2 separate regions of the Homo sapiens genome follow, and region 1 is linked to region 2. A link is a loop called in an ENCODE intact Hi-C map of the cell type or tissue named here. Cell type or tissue: A673. All regions are shown on one strand. Each heading gives the region's core, and the rest is flanking DNA. Links, peaks and the distances in the headings are about the cores only. Region 1 overlaps LOC105373893 (a long non-coding RNA gene). Region 2 holds the start of LOC105373887 (a long non-coding RNA gene).

What was found. Peaks named below come from ENCODE experiments on the same cell type or tissue, not always from the same donor. Only the 100,000 strongest peaks of a DNase experiment are listed, where the experiment ranks them.
Region 1: it touches region 2 in a loop (2.9-fold over the local background); 2 of 110 quality-filtered maps call a loop at or near these places.

Annotation. Positions count from the first base shown.
Region 1 is chr2:220,102,549-220,107,931 of GRCh38, forward strand. The region is part of intron 2 of LOC105373893 (a long non-coding RNA gene); the gene reads left to right. Among named protein-coding and RNA genes, the nearest start is that of MIR4268, 200 kb to the left of the region's middle. In A673, for the core only: a CTCF peak has its summit at 2,683; a DNase peak (open chromatin) is centred at 2,723; H3K27ac peaks cover 698 bases.
Region 2 is chr2:219,734,682-219,740,064 of GRCh38, forward strand. It overlaps LINC02832 (long intergenic non-protein coding RNA 2832), which reads left to right. Exons shown (of 2, transcript NR_185880.1): 2 at 2,773-3,247. It overlaps LOC105373887 (a long non-coding RNA gene), which reads left to right and starts at 4,118. Exons shown (of 3, transcript XR_923923.2): 1 at 4,118-4,274. In A673, for the core only: CTCF peaks have their summits at 1,713 (motif pointing right) and 2,697 (motif pointing right); DNase peaks (open chromatin) are centred at 1,750 and 2,730; H3K27ac peaks cover 684 bases.

The DNA of each region.
Region 1 (5,383 bases), core at 76-5,075, 370 kb after region 2:
AGTCAGAAAATGCATTGAGCAAATATAAGAGGAAATGGAATTGTGCTTAGGAAAGGAAAATACCCTGGCAGCGGGAGGAAAGCTGGTCAATATGGAGAGGGCCTTGGTTTTCCAACAGTGAATGTTATTTTTTTTCTTCTGATGGCTTGCTTTTGCCTGCTCACATATGGTTTCAAGGTGTATGTTCAATTGATCTCCTGTGAACAAATCAGGATCAAGTGGTTCTTGGGCCTGAAATGTTCTATTTTACCTTTTTGTCCGGGTCTTTCCTTTAAGAATTGAAAGTACTGCTACCTCCACCAGGAAGCCCTCCAGGAATACTCCGGCCTCCCTAATGGCAGCTTTCTCAGACCTCTCAGAGTGTGCATGACAGGAAGGGGTAGCTTCAGCTTGAACCGTTGCTGCTTGCGGATCTGACATGAATTATTATTGGGATGGGTGGGTATTGGGTTGGAAGGCGAAGTAGGACTTTTACCATGGAGAGGGAATTCTCTGAGATAAGAAGACTGGCTATCTCTCTACATAACCTGAATAGAGGGCCTGACAAACTGGTCTCTGCTGACTTGTGAGATCCTGGGCATACACACAGGGGAATTTAGGGCCCAGAGATACAGAAATGGGGACAGGGCTCTTTTCTCCAAACTCCTCACAGATCTCCATGTAGTTCTGGCACTGGGAGTTCCCATGTGGGTAGCCCCAGTGAGCCCTATAGAACGAGCCCTGCAGAATCTCAGTGAAGTTACTAGCCACACAGATGGAGGCGCAGCCCTTGCCCAGGAGGCCAGAGGAAAGAAACTCCACAGACTTATTCAGGAGCACGGGAACATCCCCAGGGCCTCCCGAAAATAACCAAGGGAGGTTTGGAGGAAAGACTGCAGTGCTGTGAGAACAGATATGGGCTCAGAGCTCTACAAATTTGGATATTAATACTAAGGCAGACGTCATTGGTGCTTAAACTCTTTTTGAGAGAGCTGTAGGAATGTGACTTATTTAGAATGAAGGACAAGCCTGGATGAGGCCAGAGGGAAGACCCAGGTATGGGTGAGGGGCCCAGATGAAGACCCCTCCACCTCCTCTCACCCTCCACTTCCCAGATCAGTCCTGGGATGAGGTTGGGCTCCTATCGGCACATTCTTGCACACTCTAAGCACTCTCAAAGCTAAGCACCTTCCCAGAGGGGAAAATTCCTCTGTTGGTTTAAATATTTATCCATGTTTCCAGAGCTATTGACCCTGAACTTCCTGCTCCTGAGGGATCTATACCAATCTGGGGTTTGTTTACATGCTGTTTTATTGTAGACATTTTGTTGCCGATTGTCCAATAACACCATGGGGCAAGTGGCACCAATGCACTTAGGTGTGCATGCCACAGGATAATTTTTTGAGACATCTTAATATGTCTTGGGCTAATATATGAAAAAATGGAAAAAAATGAAGTAGGGGAAAGATACTTGGTCTTGAATCAGAAAAGCCAACTTGAATGGCTCTGCCATTTCTAGCTTTATGTCTTGGGGCAAGTCAGTCGAATGGTGAATCTCAATTTCATCCATCTACCTCCCAGAGTTTGAGCAAGGGTCAAACATTTTACGTATATCTTACCTATGCAAAGAGGTATAATATTCGTGCCTGTAATATATAATTGACACACATATATACATGGTATTATCTGTGTGTATTTATATATTATATACATGTAGATAGTATATATGTAAGCATACCAAAATCTTATTATACATATACATTTTGGAAAACTGAAGCACTGAACTGCGTGTATATTTGGGATTTTTATTTTTGAGATAATGTGGTTCTCACAATCCTTGTTTTGTGTTAGTTCTGCTGAAACATGTTTCCAATGACGTTCGAATTTTAAACAAGGATCACTGTGATATAAGAGCTCAGTTGTTTTAAAAGGACTGTCCCTTCTCCTCTTGGGGAAAATGAAAGTAGGAACAGAAAATCGTCTAGTATGTGCCTCTGTTTCCAACTTCAATTTACTGTATAGGCACAGGAACCAAGAGAAATGTAAGTCGATCAGCTGTGAATGGAATGGTGACCTTCACTCATTTTTACTCTCTCTCTCTCTTTTTGTGACTGAGAAACAATAATAAAAAATTGTCTCTTCCCTTGCTTATTTCAAGACAGAGATTTTAAGTGTGTTTTATGACTTGAGCTTCTCTTAGGCCAATCTGCTTCCCTAGTAATGATGAACTAACCCTCGACGTCCATTAGCATAAGTGAATGTTATTTTGTTAACTCTGATGGGGTCCTAATCAGCGCTGATTCTCCCACCGGCACTGCATTTTGGAGGGTGCACCCAGGTGCTCTCCCAGATGTGAAAGGGAGAGTGCTGCCTGGCTCCTTCCCTGCCACCATCCCAGAACCTTCAGCTGCAGACGGTTCATGCCTGACTGAGAACCACTCAAGTGTTGCGTGAGCCACGCACTCTGCTGCATCTAATAAAATCTTTCTCCCCCAGTCCTGCTCTAGGAAAACAGACACTAATGTGAGTGATGAGAGCCTGCCCATGGCCCAGGATGGCTGGCAGCCATGTGCAGAAGAGGCTGGCAATCACATTCCTGGGCATCTCTGCCAAGAGAGAGCAGATCCTGCAGCTCAGGATCCATCACCATTGACAAAGCCACGGGCACAAACGTTCAGTGGTTTAATCTTCTCCTCCTTTCCCTACAGGGGGGGTCCTTGCACTGTGTAGCTTATCTCCTTCCTGGCAGTGTGTGGGCTAGCGAATGAGTATGTTTGCAGGCATGCCTGCGTATGCTGGGTGGAGAGAGGAAGGAGGGGAAATAAAGCCTCGAGATGCCAAACCATGAAGAGATAAAAAGTTTTCTGCATTTGCACTTAGCTCTGCAGGACACAAAGTAGGTGGAAAAATGGCATTCAGGAATTAGAAGATCTGAGATTCAACACAAACTCAAGCATCTCCTGGAAATTAATCTTTCCGTGTCTCAGAGTCTTGATCTGTAGAATAGAAAACAATACTTGTCCTACATTTCCAGAATAGCCTGAACTTCTAATGACAGCTATTCTTTGTATTGTCCAGTTTATAAAATAAACTTAAAAGTAACAAGGTGAGCTGTAGTATCTCTTGGAGTGTGAGCTGACTGTCCCCTGGGAGTAATTCTGTGACCATAATTAGCCACACAGCTCCTCTGGAGGCCCCTCTAAAGGACCCCCAAGCTTGGGCACATGACCCAAGGTCAGCCAGCAAGATGCCCTGTCCCGGAAATTTACATCTGTGTATGAGCCACATGAGAACAGGGAAGCTTGCAGTGAGAGCACAGCGATTTTCCTGGAACTGCCCCACAAGGCTGTCTCTGAGCCCCTTTTGCTGGGTCCCCAGAGCTGCTGTGGCTCCCATTCTTCCTGAGGTCTGAGATTCCATCTTCCTTCAGTTCTGTAAGTCTCTCGGGTATTCTTCTAATATATTCCCTTGTTTGGCTTAAGTTAGCCCCAAGTCCTAAATGATAGCACTTCTAAGCTTTCTCAACTAGAAACTCTCCATGGAGGACACTGAGTTGGCCTGAGTGGGAGAAGTTTTCCCTGTCACATTGGGTTTGGTCTCACTTTGGGCTTCATAGGAACAATGCCTTCCACTTTGAGCAAAAGAGAAGAGACACAGTGGAGGTCTCCGGGGAAGTCCTTGCTATCAGGGTGTAACTCTTCTGGGATGTTTGGAAAGTAGTCATGTTATGAGGCAATACCACGGTGGAGCTTCTTGATGGGCAAAACAAAGAGGTGGTTGAGATCACAGGTTCTTGAACCAGTTTACCTGGCTTCATATCCTGGCTCTCCTGCTTACCAGCCATGTGACCTCCCAGGCTACTGTGTTTTAGTTTCTTCCTCTGTAAAATGGGGACAATGATAATATGACTTCACAGGCTATTGTAATAATTAAATGACTTAAAACACATATCATGCCGAGAATGGTCCTTGGTATGCAGTAAATGCTCAATAAATGTTAGCTGTTAGTATTATCCTGATACTGGACATTCTTCTGTTATTACCATGAGAGTAAACATATAGAAGAAAATCTCAAGTTGGGTTAATAGGAAAATAAAAGCATTTTTAAAAATAAAAAAAATGGAAACAATGAATTGCTTTTTGCTGGTGCCTAGAGAGACATGCTAATGGCAGAGTTCTCCTGCCTGGAGGAAAAACTTCTTCATACTCTTGACTCCAGACTGGACTGTTCATCCAATAAAGGAGAGGTTTCTAGCCCAGCTTTCTCTCAGCAGTTAGGCTAGAAGCTACAAGGGAGCTAATATGGCCAAGTGCAGAGATTGTATCACATTTTAAAAAAGACTTTGATTTTAGATACATTTTAGGTTCACAGCAAAATTGAGCATAAGATACAGCGATTTCCCATGTACCTCTTCATCCCCAAATGCAGCCTCCCCCATTTCCAATATCCCTCTCCAGAGTGGTGCATTTGTTACAATGGATGAACCCACGCTGACACATCATTATCAGCCAAAGTCCACAGTTTACATTAGAGTTCACTTTTTGGGTTTGCAGAAATTTATAAATGCATTCTATGGATTTGCAGAAATTTATACTATGTGTCTATTATACCATTATAATAGCATACAGAGGAGTTTGCCCTAGAATCATGAGATTTTTGCTCACCTGGGGTCTGTTGAGCAGACTTTGAGCACGTGGGGGCTCTCCTGTTGGTGAGAGAAATGGACTAGTGTTATGGGCTTCAGGACACCTTGGAGGGCACAGGGACCGATAACAAATGTATGTGTGCACCACAACACCCATGTAAAACAAGTCTACTTGCCCCGTGATGAAAAACTATTCACCTTGACAAAACAGGCATGATATTCATTTGGAGGCTTGCTTCTAAGAAAGATAAATCCTGCTGTCACTGCACAAAGAGATAAGAAAGACCGGATGACAGTTTTTCATTGATAAAAGATTCTGTCTGTATTTTAAAAGAATTTACTTTCTCCCCTCTACTGATACCCACATGAGTTAAGGCAGAGATACACTATCTTTCATGTTTTTGTCAGAATGTGTTATTACTGTGGGTGGCGGTGACTCAATTGCCTCATTTAGTGATCTGACTGAAGTAGAATGTTGCCTGTACATGAGCTACAGGGCCCAAATAAAGTACAACCTCCAGAATTAAGAAGCAAGACCCGGAAGCATTCTTGGCTGGAAGGGAAACTAACATGAGTTCATGAAAAATGGGGGAGGTTCGCTGTGTGCAGAACTCTTCCTGGAAATTAATCTTTGCTAATAGAAGTTAAAAAAATTTGCTTATGTCCAGGGTGTTTTTAAAAACCTTACTGGGGAGACAATATTGTACAATAATTAATATAAGATGAGCAGTCATCCAATTTTCACATGAAGTAAGGTGG
Region 2 (5,383 bases), core at 174-5,173:
TGGTTGTCTATCGAATGCTAATATGAATGATTACACCTGTAAGGTCACCTTTTTCTAAGAAATACATATGGTTTCAGGAATATGTTTCTTCCATCTTTACTGTTTCTTGTCATTAATATTAGATACAATTACTTGAATTTTTAGGGTCTTATGTTAATTTTTTAAAAACTCGATGCATACTGGCATTTAAATAAATATGAACATTTAGAATTGATTAATTTCTTAATTCATTGTCTACTTTTTTAATAAAACAAAAGGAAGCAAAAACATTGCCTTCAAGGAAGAATACATCTCCTTGATATTCTGAGGAAAGAATGAATACGTTTATGATATTAGAGGAAAAAGCAAGGGAGTGAAGAGGTCATGGCAAGTGCTGGGAATGAGTCCTGTTTGACCTGTTTTCACTCCTATTCTTTTCTCCTCCCCACCCACCCCAGTTTAGGCCCAGGCAGGAACCCAACCAATAAACGTTAAATCTACTCTTTCCCCTTTCTCTGTCCTCTCTGCCCAATTTCCAAAAAGGTGTTGACGATGAAATAGTCTGTTGTGTCATCAGGCTGAGGGAAGTGGGAAGGAAGCGTGCACTAGCTTAAGCAAAGCATCTGACAAAGATACAATTCTTTTATTATGTAGGACATATAAACAGGTATTTAAAGAAACACTCTATTTAAGTTGATTTATTAAATTTTTTTGGTAAAGATAGAGCATGGGTTCCATTACAGTGGATACTGATGTCTTTTATAGTCATGACTCCCAAAGGACATACGGTTTCCCAAAAGTGTAATCCAGCTTCTATAACTCTGAATGATATTCCAAGTCTGCTTTCCTGTGTGTCCCCTCTTCACTCCCTCCCTTGATGAGCCTAATTACACACACAGAAGAATTACATGTGCACCAGCATCACACAATTAAAAAGCTAGATTTAAAAGGATCTTGCCCAGCTTTTCTATGGAAAACTTGAAATTAGGTATTTTGCTTTAAACTTGGCAAAGCTAAAGACCAAAGTGATGTCTAGAATCAGGGAAAGTCTGACTAATAACTGAATGCTGTTGGAGGGCCAGTGGCACAACACATGTTTTTTGCTCGTCAAAAGGCGATGAAAGACACGCAAAGGAGTGAAATCAAGCAATGTAATGAGAACGACAAAGAAGTGATTTTGTTCTGAGCATTGCTGAGTTTTAAAGCGATGTAATGTATTTCCCATTCTTCATAAAACATTCAATTGTAAAATGTAGAGATTGTTTGAAAGTGTTTTTAATATTTTAATTCCTAAAATGTGGATTTATCCAACGAATACTTGTAGACCTTAATGAGACATTTGGGGGCTGGACTTTCATTTATTCTAAGTAGTTCTCATATTTAAAAAGCAGTTGCAGATTCTTCATTTCATTAGTGAAATATCAAAAAAGAAAAAGGAAAATAAAGCAAATTATTCAGTTCCAAATGAAAGCATTTCTTCATTTTTTTCTAGAGAATGATTATTAAACACTATAAAACCTAGTCGAATCTCATTTCTACACATCATTAAAGAGTTCATGTGCCAAACAAACAATGACCTTTTGTTGATGAGATTGTAGAAATTATTAGTGGGGAAAAATGATCATTTGTTCCTGGAGGACATTGTTACATTTCTACCTCCTCCCACTTTATTCACTTTTTTCTTCACAGAGTTGGAGAAAATAATGAGATACAAACTCATTTCCCCAGCAGAGGTCACCCTTTCTCCTTTATCGTTCCCAATAAATGCCTTCTTAGTTGTGGTTCCTTAGTCCAAGGAAATGCAGGAGTTTTCAGCTTGAAGCACAGCCAGAGGGCTGGTGGAAACATATGCATCATTCACACCCTCTGTGTCTTCTTACGTATGCACTGTTTAAACGTATTACCCTACCTGGACTCTTAAATGGATAACTCACATACATATAATAAGAACCACTAGGTTATGTATTGATAATCCTATCTTTTAGTTAATCCACTTCATCAAGCATTAGTTTAATGCTTGCCAGTGCTGGCTCAAATTCTACCCAATTCTCTGCCCCATGGGCCAAAAAATAGGTTTTCATAACACCCTGGAAGTGACTGGCATAAGCCTTTAGAGAGAATCCCCTGGTGAATTTCTGCAGGGGAGAAAGACAAAAATGTATGGAACATTGGCCAAGTGGAGAGCTCAGGGCTGGGTACTGAAGGGTAAGCTAGGGAGGTATAAGCCCCAGTCTCAGCTTTTGCATTTGGTTTGGTTTTGGAAACAAAAATGTATGTTTGTATTTTATTTGAGACACACTGGATCACAGAATGAAGTTCTAAATGAATTATACGTGAGTGTGCAGAGTATAGGTCAGTCAAGAGGTGTCATCTACAGAAGGTCAGGGGTAGATGGGTGATGGAATTGCTCGGGTCCTGTTGCTATCTGCTGGGGAAAAGCATTCAGCACGTGTCTGGCCAAATCCAAACATGGATTTTGGAAACTCCTTTTCTCTTCCTCACTTTATGGAGGAAACCATTGGCATTTTCTTGGGGTCCCTGGGGAAGTGGGGCTCATTGGTTTTACAATGGTTAGTGAAGATCTTTTCTAAATAAAATTCCCTTCCTTCCCTTTGTTTTCTTTATTCTGTAAACTAAAGTTCTTGTGGACATGTTGGAAGTTTAAGACTGCGGTGGATTTGGGGTATTCTCTGTGGCTGCTGCTCTTCCCTTGGACTGCAGATGGCACAATCACAGTGTGCAGGGGATAAGGTAGTGCATCCCAAAGAACAGAAATGTGCTTCTCCCTTCCAGGAAGTGGGACAGCTGGATGACCATGACATTGGACCTCCAGTAGTGCTCGTGAAGCGATGCATCTTGGAAAGGAGGATCTGCCTGCGTTCCTGACATCACCCTTGGGATTTCTCCTCTGCTCTCCAGGCCTCTGGCTCTCCCTGCTGGTTCTGTGCTGGGTCACCTGCCACTGCTCAGCCTGCATGCCCTGCAGAAGTTGGCTGGAGCCAGCTGGTGGTGACTTGCCAGAGACTCTGGTTAAATAGGAATTTTGCAAGCTGGTTGTTAAACCATTGGTAGCTTGAAATCAGCCTTGGTGGGAGTATTTATAACCCAGAAATTGGCAAATACTACAAATCAAGTCTTGCCTCCAGCAGCTTACCAGTAGTCCACAGCTTACCTGCTCCTCTTAGTACCAATGAAAACACCTACATCACCTCGTTTTAATAGCGACAAACTTGAGAATTTTTGATACAAATATTTACTAGGAAAAAAAGAAAAGAAATAGCTTCACTTCTCCTCCTTCAAAAGCTTTGGAACAGAAGTCCTTTATCAAGTACAGATTTCTACTCTTAATGTTAACCAGAGGTTTGTTCAAAACAGGCAAGTTGTCCCAGCTTTTGGGGGCAGTTCAATTCCTTTCCCTAAGCCCATGCTTAGCTGAGATATTTACCCCCAAATTTCCTTTTAAAATTCCCTCATTTTCCCCATCCCAGCACCTCCAGCTTCCTGAAGGCAGCTGTCTCCTGACACCATCCCTAGTGTAAGGCATCAGTCTCTTCTTTGGTTCTTTTTGACTCGAGAAGCCATTCCAGGCCAGGTGCGGTGGTTCACACCTGTAATCCCAGCACTTTGGGAGGCCGAGGCAGGCCGATCACTTGAGCCCAGGAGTTCGAGACCAACCTGGCCAACATGGTGAAACCCCATCTCTACTAAAAATAGAAAAATTACTTGGGTGTAGTGGTGTATGCTTTTAATCCCAGCTACTGGGCAGGTTGAGACATGAGAATCACTTGAACCCAGGAGGTGGGTGTTGCAGTAAGCCGAGATTGCGCCACTGCACTCCAGCCTAGACAAAAGAGTGAGACTGTCTACAAAGAAAAAAAAAAAATCCCTTCCTGGTGTACAGGGGCACACTGCCTGCCCCTGTTGGGTTTGTTTGTGAGGGACAATGGCTGTTTCCCATTTCTCTACAGCATCATCCTCTTATTTCTTGACAGGTCGAATCTGGACCCCTTAGCCGAGCGTGGTGGTGGGTGCCTGTAATCCCAGCTATCTGGGAGGAGGCTGAGGCAAGAAACTCACTTGAACCTGGGAGGCAGAGGTTGCAGTGAGCCAAGATGGCACCACTGCACTCCAGCCTGGGTGATAGAGTGAGACTCCAAGAAAAAAAAAAAAGGATGGCTGAGTAGGCCTGGAGGTGGTATGTTCAAAAAAAGGACATGGATTCTGGAACCAATGGGTCAGAGTGTTGTGAGGAGATTGCCGGACTCCTGACGGGGATGCTGCCGTGTTTTCTGCCGGTAAACCCAGTGCCTTACATTAATGACTTTATTTAACTTTAATTACCTTCCTAAAGGCCCAGTATCCAAATGCTGCCCCTCTGGAGATTACAGCTTCAACACATGAATGGTGTGTGTGTGTGGGGGGGGTGCGGTTACACATTTCAGCCCATCACAAATGGGACAGATTCTGTTTAAAAAATATTTACAAAAAAAGAAATCTCCCAATCTCCTCTAATTCTCTCTTTCAGTTTCAACAACTCTCCTTTAGGAAAGTCTTCCACGTGGTCTAAATTCTGCTCCATGCATGGTGACTCCAGTTTTTCTTCTGGCTTCAGTGAGGAAGGCGGAGAGCTAATTCCAGTTCTGCATATCTGTGGTTTCCTTCTGTGTAGCTACACGTATCCCTCTAAGTCTCCCCACTCAAAATTAATTTTTATTCATTCAAGTTTATAAACATGTGCAGTAATTTAAGGAGAGTTTCATGTAGCCAAATCAAACAAAATGTGATGGGGCTTTACAACTTTAAAAAGTGAGAACTTTTATTCCTAAATACACTCGTAAGACAATGGGTATGCAAATCACCATTACGTTACCCCTTATCCTTTTCTTCTTTTCCAACCAATTCCTCTTCCAATTCCTATTTCTTTCCCTAGTTGTGGGAGGGCATAAAATAAATCAGGGTGGAAGTCAGATAGCATGACTATTTGTTTTCTCCCTCTTCCTATCTAGTTTTTTTTTTTTTTTCTCCATAAATTTAGGTTTCTGCCTTTCTCTTGGTGGGAGAGTTCTTGTGTTTGCCAGAGGTCTTTGCTCTGGACTCAGGCTGCTGGGGAGTAGTGAGGGGAGCTGGTACATGTTAGTGAAAGGGTGGCATTGGAAAAAGAAGTCCAAGGCTGAGTACATGTGACTCTTCTGTGTATATTTGCATTTAACAGGAAACTTCTGGAAGTAAGATGCCTGAATGCAAAGAATCGAAGTGCCTGTGATGAGGATTTTAGGCAGGTCTGTGAGCGAGATAGTTGGAGGGTGTGCGGGGACTCCCTTTCAACCACACCATCTAGACAAGCATCTGCCTCTTTGCCATCCATCTCAGAGTGGCCCAGAGAGCTGGGGGCCAGGGAGGAGGC